4 separate regions of the Homo sapiens genome follow, and regions 2, 3 and 4 are each linked to region 1. A link is a contact called in ENCODE Hi-C or POLR2A ChIA-PET data. All regions are on one chromosome and are shown on one strand. Each heading gives the region's core, a stretch centred on a gene start or an enhancer-like site at or near the end of the contact. The rest is flanking DNA. Distances are from core to core; before and after follow the strand shown.

What was found. Hi-C counts contacts between places; a loop is a spot of excess contacts on that map. ChIA-PET counts read pairs that join two places held with the same protein, here RNA polymerase II (POLR2A). Pooled maps may share reads with other maps.
Region 2: a loop to region 1 is called in a pooled map, with 10 times the contacts of the local background. The contact joins the promoter of DGCR8 here to the promoter of CRKL in region 1. A Hi-C loop is called at or near these places in 5 of 50 pooled maps. POLR2A ChIA-PET finds 5 or more read pairs at or near these places in 3 of 52 experiments (K562, WTC11 and activated T-cell).
Region 3: a pooled map shows a loop between it and region 1 (4-fold over the local background). The contact joins the enhancer-like site here to the promoter of CRKL in region 1. A Hi-C loop is called at or near these places in 1 of 50 pooled maps. POLR2A ChIA-PET finds 5 or more read pairs at or near these places in 2 of 52 experiments (GM12878 and activated CD4-positive, alpha-beta T cell).
Region 4: a loop to region 1 is called in a map of K562, with 6 times the contacts of the local background. The contact joins the promoter of MAPK1 here to the promoter of CRKL in region 1. A Hi-C loop is called at or near these places in 2 of 168 maps with a recorded cell type or tissue (K562 and OCI-LY7), 2 of 37 single-sample maps with no recorded cell type and 9 of 50 pooled maps.

What each region holds. Positions count from the first base shown.
Region 1 is chr22:20,916,157-20,918,856 of GRCh38, forward strand. It overlaps CRKL (CRK like proto-oncogene, adaptor protein), which reads left to right and starts at 1,251. Exons shown (of 3, transcript NM_005207.4): 1 at 1,251-2,089. The coding sequence starts at 1,779. RefSeq lists a silencer at 1,168-1,617 and an enhancer at 1,908-1,967.
Region 2 is chr22:20,078,893-20,081,592 of GRCh38, forward strand. It overlaps DGCR8 (DGCR8 microprocessor complex subunit), which reads left to right and starts at 1,349. Exons shown (of 14, transcript NM_022720.7): 1 at 1,349-1,491. RefSeq lists a silencer at 1,228-1,847 and an enhancer at 2,108-2,167.
Region 3 is chr22:21,586,715-21,589,414 of GRCh38, forward strand. The region is part of intron 1 of UBE2L3 (ubiquitin conjugating enzyme E2 L3); the gene reads left to right. Among named protein-coding and RNA genes, the nearest start is that of UBE2L3, 20 kb to the left of the region's middle. RefSeq lists a silencer at 1,443-1,502. Within about 2 kb of position 1,342, at least 4 of the 41 ENCODE cell types and tissues checked have a DNase peak (open chromatin) inside an H3K27ac peak, as active enhancers do.
Region 4 is chr22:21,866,395-21,869,094 of GRCh38, forward strand. It overlaps MAPK1 (mitogen-activated protein kinase 1), which reads right to left and starts at 1,251. Exons shown (of 9, transcript NM_002745.5): 1 at 928-1,251. The coding sequence starts at 1,046. RefSeq lists a silencer at 1,182-1,421.

The DNA of each region.
Region 1 (2,700 bases), core at 1-2,500:
TTGAGATGGGGAAATCAAGGCTGCAGTGAGCCATGATAGTTCCACTGCACTCCAGCCTGGGTGACAGAAGGAGAACCTGTCTCAAAAACAAACAAAATAAAACAAACAGGCTGGGCACGGTGGCTCACGCCTGTAATCCTAGCACTTTGGGAAGCTGAGGCAGGCAGATCACCTGAGGTCAGGAGTTTGAGACCAGCCTGGCCAACATGGTGAAACCCCGTTTCTACTAAAAATACAAAAATTAGCAGGGCATGGCGGCGGACAGCTGTAATCCCAGCTACTCGGGAGGCTGAGGCAGGAGAATCGCTTGAACCCGGGAGGCGGAGGTTGCAGTGAGCCGAGATCGCGCCCCTGCACTCCAACCTGGTGACAGAGCGAGACTCCGTCGAAAGAAGGAAAGGAAAGGGAAAGGGAAAGGAAAGGGAAAGGGAAAGGAAAGGAAGAGAGAGAGAGAGAGAAAGAAAAGAAAAGAAAAAAGAAAAGAAAGAAAGAAAGAAAGAAAGAAAGAAAGAAAGAAAGAAAGAAAGAAAACAAACAAAAACAAATAGGGATTAATAAATAGGCAGAAGCAGGCATAATCCGGGGCAGGGGAAGCCTCGGGGCCACGCCCGAGAGGCATTTGTATTTTACTTTCAGCAGTTCAGAGCCCATGATAGCCAGGTTACCCACTTGTGGACTTCCTTGACCACTTAATTGAGTCAATCTAACCCTCACCTTCTCTCTCCTCTCACTCCATTTAGCGGGTCACGTAGCCACTAGGGCTTCCTTAGCCTATCAGGCCACCTGGGGACTGAGTCATTCAGTCAGTCACCTATCTGGTGGTCACATCTGCCCCTGGGCTCATCCTTTTACTGGGCCACCTCGGCCCATCGGGACCTGTCAGTCCTTGACCTCCCTCAGGCCCCTAGGCTGGCCAGGTCGCCTCAGTGCCACGCCTCCCTGGCCCGCGATTCAGCCTGCACGTTACGCTTTGTTCCCAGAAGCAGGTTTTCGAAACGCGGTTCCCTCTCGGCTCCAGCTGTTTTCCTGCCAGCGCTGGGAGACCCGGCAGCCGCAGCGCCCCCAGCGGCGCGCAGCGGCCCAGGAAGAGAGTGCCTACCGCCGGCGCCTCTTCAGCCTCCTCCTGGAACGCGGGAGCGGGCGCGACCAGCGCCCACCCTGATCGTCGCGACGGTGCTCCTGATTGGCTGCGCTGTGTGACGTAACGGGAGGGCCCCGGCGGCCGCCGGGAGCCGGGGCCCAGCGCGTGCGCAGACGGAGCGCGCTGAGCGGAGGGGGAGGTGGCTGCCGCTTCTCCCGCGTCCGCCATTTTGTTGCTGTGGCTATTGGGAACAAGCTGGGCAAAAGCACCCCGGAGGCGCGACGCTCCTTCGAGTTCGGTGCCTCGTGTGACGGCGGGGGTCGGTGAAGACCCGTCGAGCTGCGGCGCCGGCGCGTTCCAGGCCGGGAGTCACTGGAGGCACCCCTGGGACGCCGAGCAGCCCGAGAACCCCGGGGTGGCCTCCGCTGCGGCTCGGGTTTGCCTGCCCCGACCCCCCGGCTCTGCCGTGCATTCCCGGGCGGCTCTCTCCGTGTGGCGGCCCCGGAGCAGGCGGGCGGCGTCGGAGGATGCTGCGGGCCCGGAGCCGAGAGGAAAGTGCTGGCCCAGCCCTCTGAGCGCTCCTCGAGGTGTGCGAGAGGCCCTTCCTCGGCCCCAAAGCCGTCTGCCGGGCTAAGGCGTGCAGAGCAGGCGAGGACAGCCGCCGCCCCTACCGCCGCAGAGTCCCCGGTCCAACACCATGTCCTCCGCCAGGTTCGACTCCTCGGACCGCTCCGCCTGGTATATGGGGCCGGTGTCTCGCCAGGAGGCGCAGACCCGGCTCCAGGGCCAGCGCCACGGTATGTTCCTCGTCCGCGATTCTTCCACCTGCCCTGGGGACTATGTGCTGTCGGTGTCCGAGAACTCGCGGGTCTCCCACTACATCATCAACTCGCTGCCCAACCGCCGTTTTAAGATCGGGGACCAGGAATTTGACCATTTGCCGGCCCTGCTGGAGTTTTACAAGATCCACTACCTGGACACCACCACCCTCATCGAGCCTGCGCCCAGGTACGCGAGAGCCCTCCCCGACCGCGGAGGAAGGTCGAGAACCGGGTCTGTCGAAGAGTGCTTGTATAGGGGGGTGGGGCGCGCTTGAACCCATATTCCCCGCATTCTGAACCAAATTATTTTCCAGAAGGCCTTCCTAACAGAAAGCTAGTGTCAGGATCTGGGTCACTGGATAAGAGGATGCGTTTTTTTTTTTTCCCTCTCACGAGGCTGTTTCTCAATGTGAAGAGGATGCGTTTTGAATGTTTAACGGTGGTTGCATAGTTAAAATGCACGCTTTTTGCCTTTCGTGACTTTCTCTGGGTGTAATACTGATGCAGGGATTTGTTGGTTTTTCTAAAAACCTCTTTTTTTTTTTTTTTTTTGAGACGGAGTCTCGCTGTGTCGCCAGGCTGGAGTGCAGTGGTGCGATCTCGGCTCACTGCAACCTCCGCCTCCCGGGTTCAAGCGATTCTCCTGCCTTAGCCTCCCGAGTAGCTGGGACTACTGGCTCACGCCACCACACCCAGCTAATTTTTGTATTTTTAGTAGAGACGGTGTTTCACCATGTTGGCCTGGATGGTCTCGATCTCTTGCCCTCGTGATCCGCCTGCCTCGGTCTCCCAAAATGC
Region 2 (2,700 bases), core at 99-2,598, 840 kb before region 1:
CCAAAGTACTGGGGTTACAGGCGTGAGCCACAGGGCCCGGCCCACTATTTTTATCACTCAAGATTTTCGTCTACAGCAGCTATTATTGGGGTGGCTACCCAGTGGAAAATTTTTCTATTTCCACTATTCCTTCCACATTTATTGACAGGAAAGCTAGTCTAAGGAAGAGCTGTACCCTCACTTACTCAGACCCTCGTTTTCCTTTTTTTTTTTTTTTTTTTTGAGACGGAGTCTCACTCTGCCGCCCAGGCTAGAGTGAAAGTGGTGCTATCTCGGATCACTGCAGCCTGGAACTCCTGGACTCAGGTGATCCTTCCACCTCAGCCTCCCGAGTAGCTCGGACCACAGGCGCCCGCCACCACGCGGCTAATTAAAAATAATTTTGGGCCCGGCGCGGTGGCTCATGCCTGTAATCCCAGCACTTTGGGAGGCCGAGGCGGGCAGATCAATTGAGGCCAGGAGTTTGATACCAGCCTGGCCAACATGGTGAAACCCCGTCTCTACCAAAAATATAAAAATTAGCCGGGCGTGGTGGTGGGCGCCTGTAATCCCAGTTACTCGGGTGGGTGAGCCAGGAGAATCGCTTGAATCCGGGAGGCAAAGGTTGCAGTGAGCTGAGATCGCGCCACTGCACCCCAGCCTGGGAGACAAAGCGAGACACCGCCTCAAAAAAAAAAAAAAAAAGAAAGAAAATTTGTAGATACTGGGCTCTCACTATGTTAGCCAGGCTGGTCTCGAACTCCTGGGCTCAAGTAATCCTCCTGACTCGACCTCCCAAAACTCTGGGATTACAGGCGCAAGCCACCGTGCCCGGCCGAACCACCGTGCCCGGCCGAACCCTCCCTGTTTTGGAAATCCTGTATTAGCAAAGGGGACAGCGCCAGACAGTTGAGCACACGCGTTCTTTATAAATGATGATGTCTGATACAGTGATGCTTTTAACAGGGTTGTGTAACGCCTGTGTGTGCACGGTCTCTTCTGCAGTGTCCACCGAAGGTGGCCCGTCTGCGTGTCCGCTCCCGGCGTACTCCGCGCTCCCTGTTCCCGGCATTCCCCGCGCTCCCCGAGCTTCCCGCGCTCCCCTGCTCCCGGCATTCCCGGTGCTTCCCGTTCCCGGCGCTCCTCGCGGCCGCCGCCCTCAGTCCAGCGAGCCCCGCCTGGGCAGCGACTGTTAGCGCGACCGCGGCCTGGGCGCCTGGTCCCTCCCGCGCGGCCGCGCTATTGGGCCGCGCGCGGCGGACACACGCGCTACGCGCCGCCGATTGGCGGCCTCCGCAGCGCGCTCTGCGGCTCCCCCAATGCGGGGCGGCCGCGCGCGGGGATTGGCCGCACGCCGCGAAGGCCCGCCCTCCGCTCGCCCGGCGCGGCAGGCGGGTGCCGGCGACCGGAGAGCCTGGACAGGCTTTCCAGATGGCTGCGGCGGTCGGTCGGTGAGGCTTTCCCGGCTGTGGTTTGGCTGCGGGCGGCTTGGGCAGCCCGCGGGCGCCTCAGGTAGGTGCGGGGCGCGAGGGGCGCCCGCGGGCGGTTGGGCGGGCGCCGCGGCCTGCGCGAGGGCGCGCCCTTCCCTCCCGCCTCCCTCCGGGACCGAGGCCGCGGGCGGGGCGGGGGCGCGGAGCCCGGCCTTTGTGAGGCAACATGGCCGCGGGCGGTGGAGAGCGCGGGGTGGGGACGCCTCCGGGGCTGGGGGGCGGGCCCCGGGCCCAGGCGTTGCCGACTCTCGTCGCTGTCCGCCCGGGTAAAGAGGCTCCTCTCCCGGAGGGCCCGAAGCCTAGCATCGCCTTCAGGCGGGAAAGGTGTGGACAGGGCCAGTGCTCGCCTGGGACCCTGCCGGCTTTAACACAGTTTGGGAAATCCAAGAAGTCGCCTAAGTCTTTTTGTCCACAGAATGCTCACGGGTTGAGTGTCACGTAGATAATTGGGATACGGTTTTATTGTAACAATGAGCATGGCGGAAATAAATGGAAGGTGGCAACCTGTTGACAGTGATGCCTGTCTGGTGTCAACCGATGGACTTGGGTTTCTTGTGGCAGGAGTCTGATTTGCCTTTTTGCATGCTTGCATGTACCTTGTTCCTGCACGGCAGTCCTGTCTTTGGCTGTCGACTGTTCGAGGCCAACCACCAGGCGAGGATCCACTGTTTCCTGGCCAGACTAGACTCCCAGCTGTGGGAGTGGCCCAAACCCTGCTGCAGGCCTTCACTCACAAAAGGGAGTGAATGGCCAGCCCGGGGTACCCAGTGTTGCCTCTAAGTGCGGGATATGAGGCCTGTTGGAGGATGACAAAAGGAACGGATGAGGTCATACTGCCGCTGGGTTGGGCGGGAGGCTGCAGCGGGAGAGACTTGACCAAAAGGCAGCCTCCATGGCGCTGGCACTGGTGCTGGCCCGTCACAGCCAGTGCCTCTGTTAGCCAACACAGCAAGTGGGCTAGGAGGAAGGGTGCTGTCCAAGTGTACGGGTTTTCTCCCCGTGCCAAGGGTCCAGGGGAGCTTGCCGTGAGCCCGTTCCTGTCCGATAGTCCTGTTGGCAAGGCAGGGTTTGCATGCGGTGTTTGGTCAGCTGGAGCAGTGGGGAGGCCTACGGGCAGAGAGCTCCCCTTTGAGCCCTTTGCGGCCAGGCGCTGTGTGGAGCACTTCCCAGGGGTTGTTTTGTAGTCTCACCGTGACCTTGGGGTAGGAAATGTGCTTCTGGCTGGCTTGCC
Region 3 (2,700 bases), core at 92-2,591, 670 kb after region 1:
CAACCACCATGCCCGGCTAATTTTTGTATTTTTAGTAGAGACAGTGTTTTACCATGTCGGCCAGGCTGCTCTCAAACTCCTGTCCTCAAGTGATCCACCCGCCTCAGCCTCCCAGAGTGTTGAAGCGTTGGAATTACAGGTGTGAGCCACTGTGCCCGGCCTTTTTTTTTTTTTTTTTTTTTTAAGATAGGTTCTCGCTCTGTCGCCCAGGCTGGAGTTGGAGTACAATGGTGTGATCTTGGCTCACGGCAACCTCTGTCTCACTTGTTCAAGCAATTCTCATGCCTCAGCCTCCCGAGTAGCTGGAACTACAGGCATGCACCCCTATGCCTGGCTAATTTTTGTATTTTTAGTAGAGATGGGGTTTCACCATGTCAGCCAGGCTGGTCTCAAACTCCTGGCCTCAAGTGATCCACCTGCTTTGGCCTCCCAAAATGCTGGGATTACAGGCATGAACCACCACGCCTGGCGCTGGCATAGATTCCTTTTTTTTTTGAGACGAAGTCTTGCTCTGTCACCAGGCTGGAGTGCAGTGGCGCGATCTCGGCTCACTGCAACCTCCGACTCCCTGGTTCAAGCTATTCTCCTGCCTCAGCCTCCCGAGTAGCCGGGACTACAGGCAGGCGCCACCATGTCCACCTAATTTTTGTATTTTTAGTAGAGACGGGGTTTCACCATGTGGTCTCGATCTCCTGACCTCGTGATCCACCCGCCTTGGCCTCCCAAAGTGCTGGGATTACAGGTGTGAGCCACCGCGCCTCGCCTAGATTTCTTGATTAGTGGCTCCTGAGGGGTTCTGAAACCTGGCCTTGTGTGAGGGTTACCTGGGGAGATTTTGAACAGTTTTCTAGGCCTCATTGTAGACCCCAAAAAGAAGCAAAAGAGGAACTTTGTTAACTGCTTTGCCAAGACGCAGGTGTGTACATCTGAGCTGTGTGACTGAGCACTGGCTATATACAGCAGTGTCCTGTTCTCCCATCTCCTCTCAGGACTTGAGTCCGTGGCCTTCTGCTGGGGCCCAGGGCCCATCTCTCCTGTTAGTGCTTGCAAAGCTGTTAAGTAACCATCCCTCTCTGCCATGCTTCACACTTTGCCCTGGAGTGGGCATCAAGCTCTCTGGGGTTGAGTTTGGGGCATGGGTGTTTTCCATTTTCAGGAGCTGGGTGGCACCCCTGGGCTTTTTCAGTTCCCCTCTATACACTGAAGTCTACTTGGGCTCCGAAGTGGACCTCATTCTGAGAAGCATTGCTCTCTTTCTCCTGCACCACCTGCCCTGGTTGGGAAGCCTGCTGTCCCCATCAAGAGAAGGAATGTGTGAGCTGCCTGGTGCTTTCCCTTGAACTCTCTCTTTGTCAGCACTGCACCATCAGCCCTGAGCAGCTGACTTGGGTTGCTTCTTGCTCTGAGCAGAACTGAAACAAACCTTTGTGGGAGTGTTATTTGTAAGCATCTGTCATTCTTGGCTTTGGTCTTCCTAACTCTGTTCTAGAGCTGGGCTGCTCTTGCGGTTTTTATCAGGTCCTTTCTTCTGTCATTTGTAACATCCTTTTGAATTCCACTTCTTGGAATTTACATTGGTTTCCTTCAATTCCTTCCCTAATTCTTCACTGTCAGGACCATTCTCAGTTATCGGGGCACAGTTTTGCTTGAGGGTTTACAACCATCTTGAGGGTTTGAGTCATCTGGCCTTTTGAGTCTCAGATATTCAGATGGAACTGATCTCTGAATGATTCCAATTTTTCTTCTTTCTTTTTTTTTTTTTTTTTTTTTTGAGATAGGGTCTCACTCTAGTTGCCCTGGCTGGAGTGCAGTGGTTGTAATCTTGACTCACTGCACAGCCTTGACTGCCAGGGCTCAGGTGATTCTTCCGCTTTCACCTCTCAGCCTCCCAAGTAGCTGGGACCACAGGCATGTACCACCATGCCTGGCTACTTTTTTTTATTTTTTATTTTTATTTATTTATTTTTGAGACAGAGTCTTGCTCTGTCACTCAGGCTGGAGTGCAGTGGCGCAATCTTGGCTCACTACAACCTCCGCCTCCTGGGTTCAAGCAGTTCTCTGCCTCAGCCTCCCAAGTAGCTGGGATTATAGGTGCCTGCCACCACGCCCGGCTAATTTTTTGTATTTTTAGTAGAGACGGGGTTTCACCATCTTGGCCAGGCTGGTCTTGAACTCCTGACCTCGTGATCTACCTGCCTTGGCCTCTTAAAGTGTTGGGATTACAGGCGTGAGCCACTGCACCCGGGCTGTATTTTTTTTAGTGGAGACAGTGTTTTGCCATGTTGGCCAGGCTGGTCTTGAATTCCTGGGCTCAAGCAGTCTGCCTGCCTTGGCCTCCCAAAATGCTGGGATTACAGGTGTGAACCACTGCGCCTGGCCTGAATTTATCTTCTTGAAGTTGTTTTCCTCAGTGGAGGCATGATTGGAATTTTTTTTTTTTTTTTTTTTTGAGACGGAGTCTCGCTCTGTCACCCAGGCTGGAGTGCAGTGGCGCAATCTTGGCTGACTGCAAGCTCTGCCTCCTGGGTTCACGCCTTTCTCCTGCCTCAGCCTCCCGAGTAGCTGGGACTACAGGCGCCCGCCACCATGCCCGGCTAATTTTTTTTGTATTTTTAATAGAGACGGGGTTTCACCATGTTAGCCAGGATGGTCTTGATCTCCTGACCTCGTGATCCGCCCACCTCGGCCTCCCGAAATGCT
Region 4 (2,700 bases), core at 1-2,500, 950 kb after region 1:
AAAAAAAACCGTCACTATCATTTCACTTTTCTAAGGGACCTGAATCAAGATGAGGGAGTCTACGTGTGATTCTGCAAGAACTCCATTAAGGCTGCATACATAATGACCACTAAATCATTAACAGGAGTCCATAGCAATTGGGCTAAAACATCTGGGAGCATTTATGCTGGTAAAAGAGCTCACTTGGGGGCTAAAAAAAAAGTCAAATTAGGCCCAACTCTAAACGGATCTTTAACAAATCAAGAGAGTAATGTTAGTTTATCCTTCCTGAAACGCCAGCAGTACGATATTAAAATCCACTTAGAAGTAAAAACTTCAAGACGGAAATATGCCACCAACACTGGCGTCAGTAATCCATTTTAGAAAGCCTGCGCGGAGACCACCATTAGCACCGCTGAGGATATTTAATGAAAGCCGTTGGCTGCAAACAGAGGCGAAGAGAGAAAAACGATTATTTCGGTGTTCTGCACACACGCGGAGGCAAAACGCTTTCAGGACCTCAGCAGCCACCGCCGCCAACACCGACAAGCATCTGATGGAATTCACAGTTTTACAATCGAAAGTCCAAAAGAAGGCCATGATACTAGCAAATTGAGGGGTGGGGACCCTTCCGTTGCCTTCCCGAGGGTCCAGACTTTAAAGGCCGCGCTGCGCCCGGGGCCAAGGGTCCACTAGTACCGGCCTACGCCCCCCGCGCCACTCCCTGAGCCCCTTCCCGAGCGACCGAAGGCCCGGGAACCGCGAGCAACAACACCTAAACCTCAACCGGCCCGGGGCCGCGCCCGAGCCCTGGCGCGCGGACCGCGGTGAAGTCCGGGTTCGAGGTCGCCGCGGCGCCTGAGGCCGAGGCGCGGGCGAGGCCGAGGCTGCGTCCGCTGCGGCCCCGGGCGGTGGGGGGGCCGGGCGTGGCCGGTCGCGGACACTCACCACACCATGCCGTAGGCGCCCTCGCCGATGTACGAGAGGTTGGTGTAGCGCGGCCCCACGTCGAACACCTGCCCGCGGACCATCTCCGGGCCCGCGCCCGCCGCCGCCGCCGCCGCCATGTTGGCTGCCGGGCCGCCGCCGCCTCCGCCGCGCTGAGCTCGACGCTCGGCGGCCGCCGCTCAGCTCTTGTCGCCCCTCCCGCAGGGACTGCGCCGCCGCCGGTGCAGCCGCCGACGCTGACCGGGAGGAGGAAGGAAGACGCCGAGCGGGAGAGCTGAAGAGCCGACAGCCACTCGGACCGATTGCCTGCCTGCCTGCCAGACTGACGGGCGGGCCGGCGGGCGGGCGGAGGGAGGGGCGCGCGCCGAGGAGGGTGCCGGGGCGGGGACAAGAAGTGTGCATGCGGATTGGTTCCTCGCGGCTGGGGGCGGGGCCGCGCGGGCCGGCGGAAGCGGCGGGCTTCGGGAGGGGCACTGCGACGGCGTTGACTGAGGGGGCGCCACTAGGCGCGGTCACGTGCATTCGCGGTGCATTCGCGGGGGCGTCGGTGCGGGTCGCGTCTCTTAAGACACCCAGGGAGACAGACGTGGGGCAGAACTCATGGGCTGAAGTGAGAGATGGCTGGGGCCCAGGCGAGCGACCGAGCAGGGTCCGAACAGAGCCAGCGAGGGACCCCGGGCTGTGCTTGAGGCCCGACGACGCGCCATATCCCGGCAGCGCCGCAGCTCAGGCCTCTGCGAATCTGTGGTCCACACGCTGATAAACTTAGAGGCCTCTGCACTGGGGCAGAAACCGAAAGGCATGACCCAGACCGAGAAAGATATTTGCATACTGAGAAAGTGTGAAACACAATTGTCGAGACTAAAAGGAGACACTGAGAGGATACGCCAATCAGGTTAGTTCAGATGTTTGTTGAGCACACTCCATGTTCCTGGGGATCCACCCTTATAGAAGTTACCTTTTAGAGAGAGGAGACAGACAAATACGTGTAATGCTCAAGTTGTGATAAGTACGATGAAGAAGTACAAAGCAGAAGGGAGGGCGCGGTGTCTCACGCCTATCATCCCAGCACTTTGGGAGGCCGAGGCGGGCGGATCACTTGAGGTCAGGAGTTTGAGACCAGGTCTCTACTAAAAATACAAAAATTAAGTCCGGGCGAGGTGGCTCACGCCTGTAATCCTAGCACTTTGGGAGGCCGAGGCGGGCGGATCACGAGGTCAGGAGTTCAAGACCAGCCTGGCCAACATGGCGAAACCCTGTCTCTACTAAAAATACAAAAATTAGCCGGGCGCAGTGGTGGGCGCCTGTCATCCCAGCTACTTGGGAGGCTGAGGCAGGAGGACAAAGCAGAGAGTAAGGGATTAGGGGGTGGTGGGTCGAAACACATGAGAGATACATTTGCGTTCAGAGACAGACCGAGATTGGTACAGATAGGCAGAAATGCTGACAGAGCAGGTAATGAAATAGAAATGCAAAGATAGAGTCACTAAAACCAAAACATCGAGGTTTAGAGAAAAAGAGACACACCAGGTTAAGAAACAGTCACAAACAACAGAGGTTGAAAAAATAAAAATTAGAGTCCTGAAGCAGGTGGATACCAAGGAAAGCTAAGACAACGAGACGGACAATGACCCAGGCACTGCTTCTGAACCTTTTCCCCTGCCATGTTTGGAGGGAGAAGGAAGAGCGGCAGACCCTATATCCTCTTTGTTCAACTCTTCCAAGTTTAAAACCATCAACTCTTGACTTCTAGACATCAACAAAGATTAATTA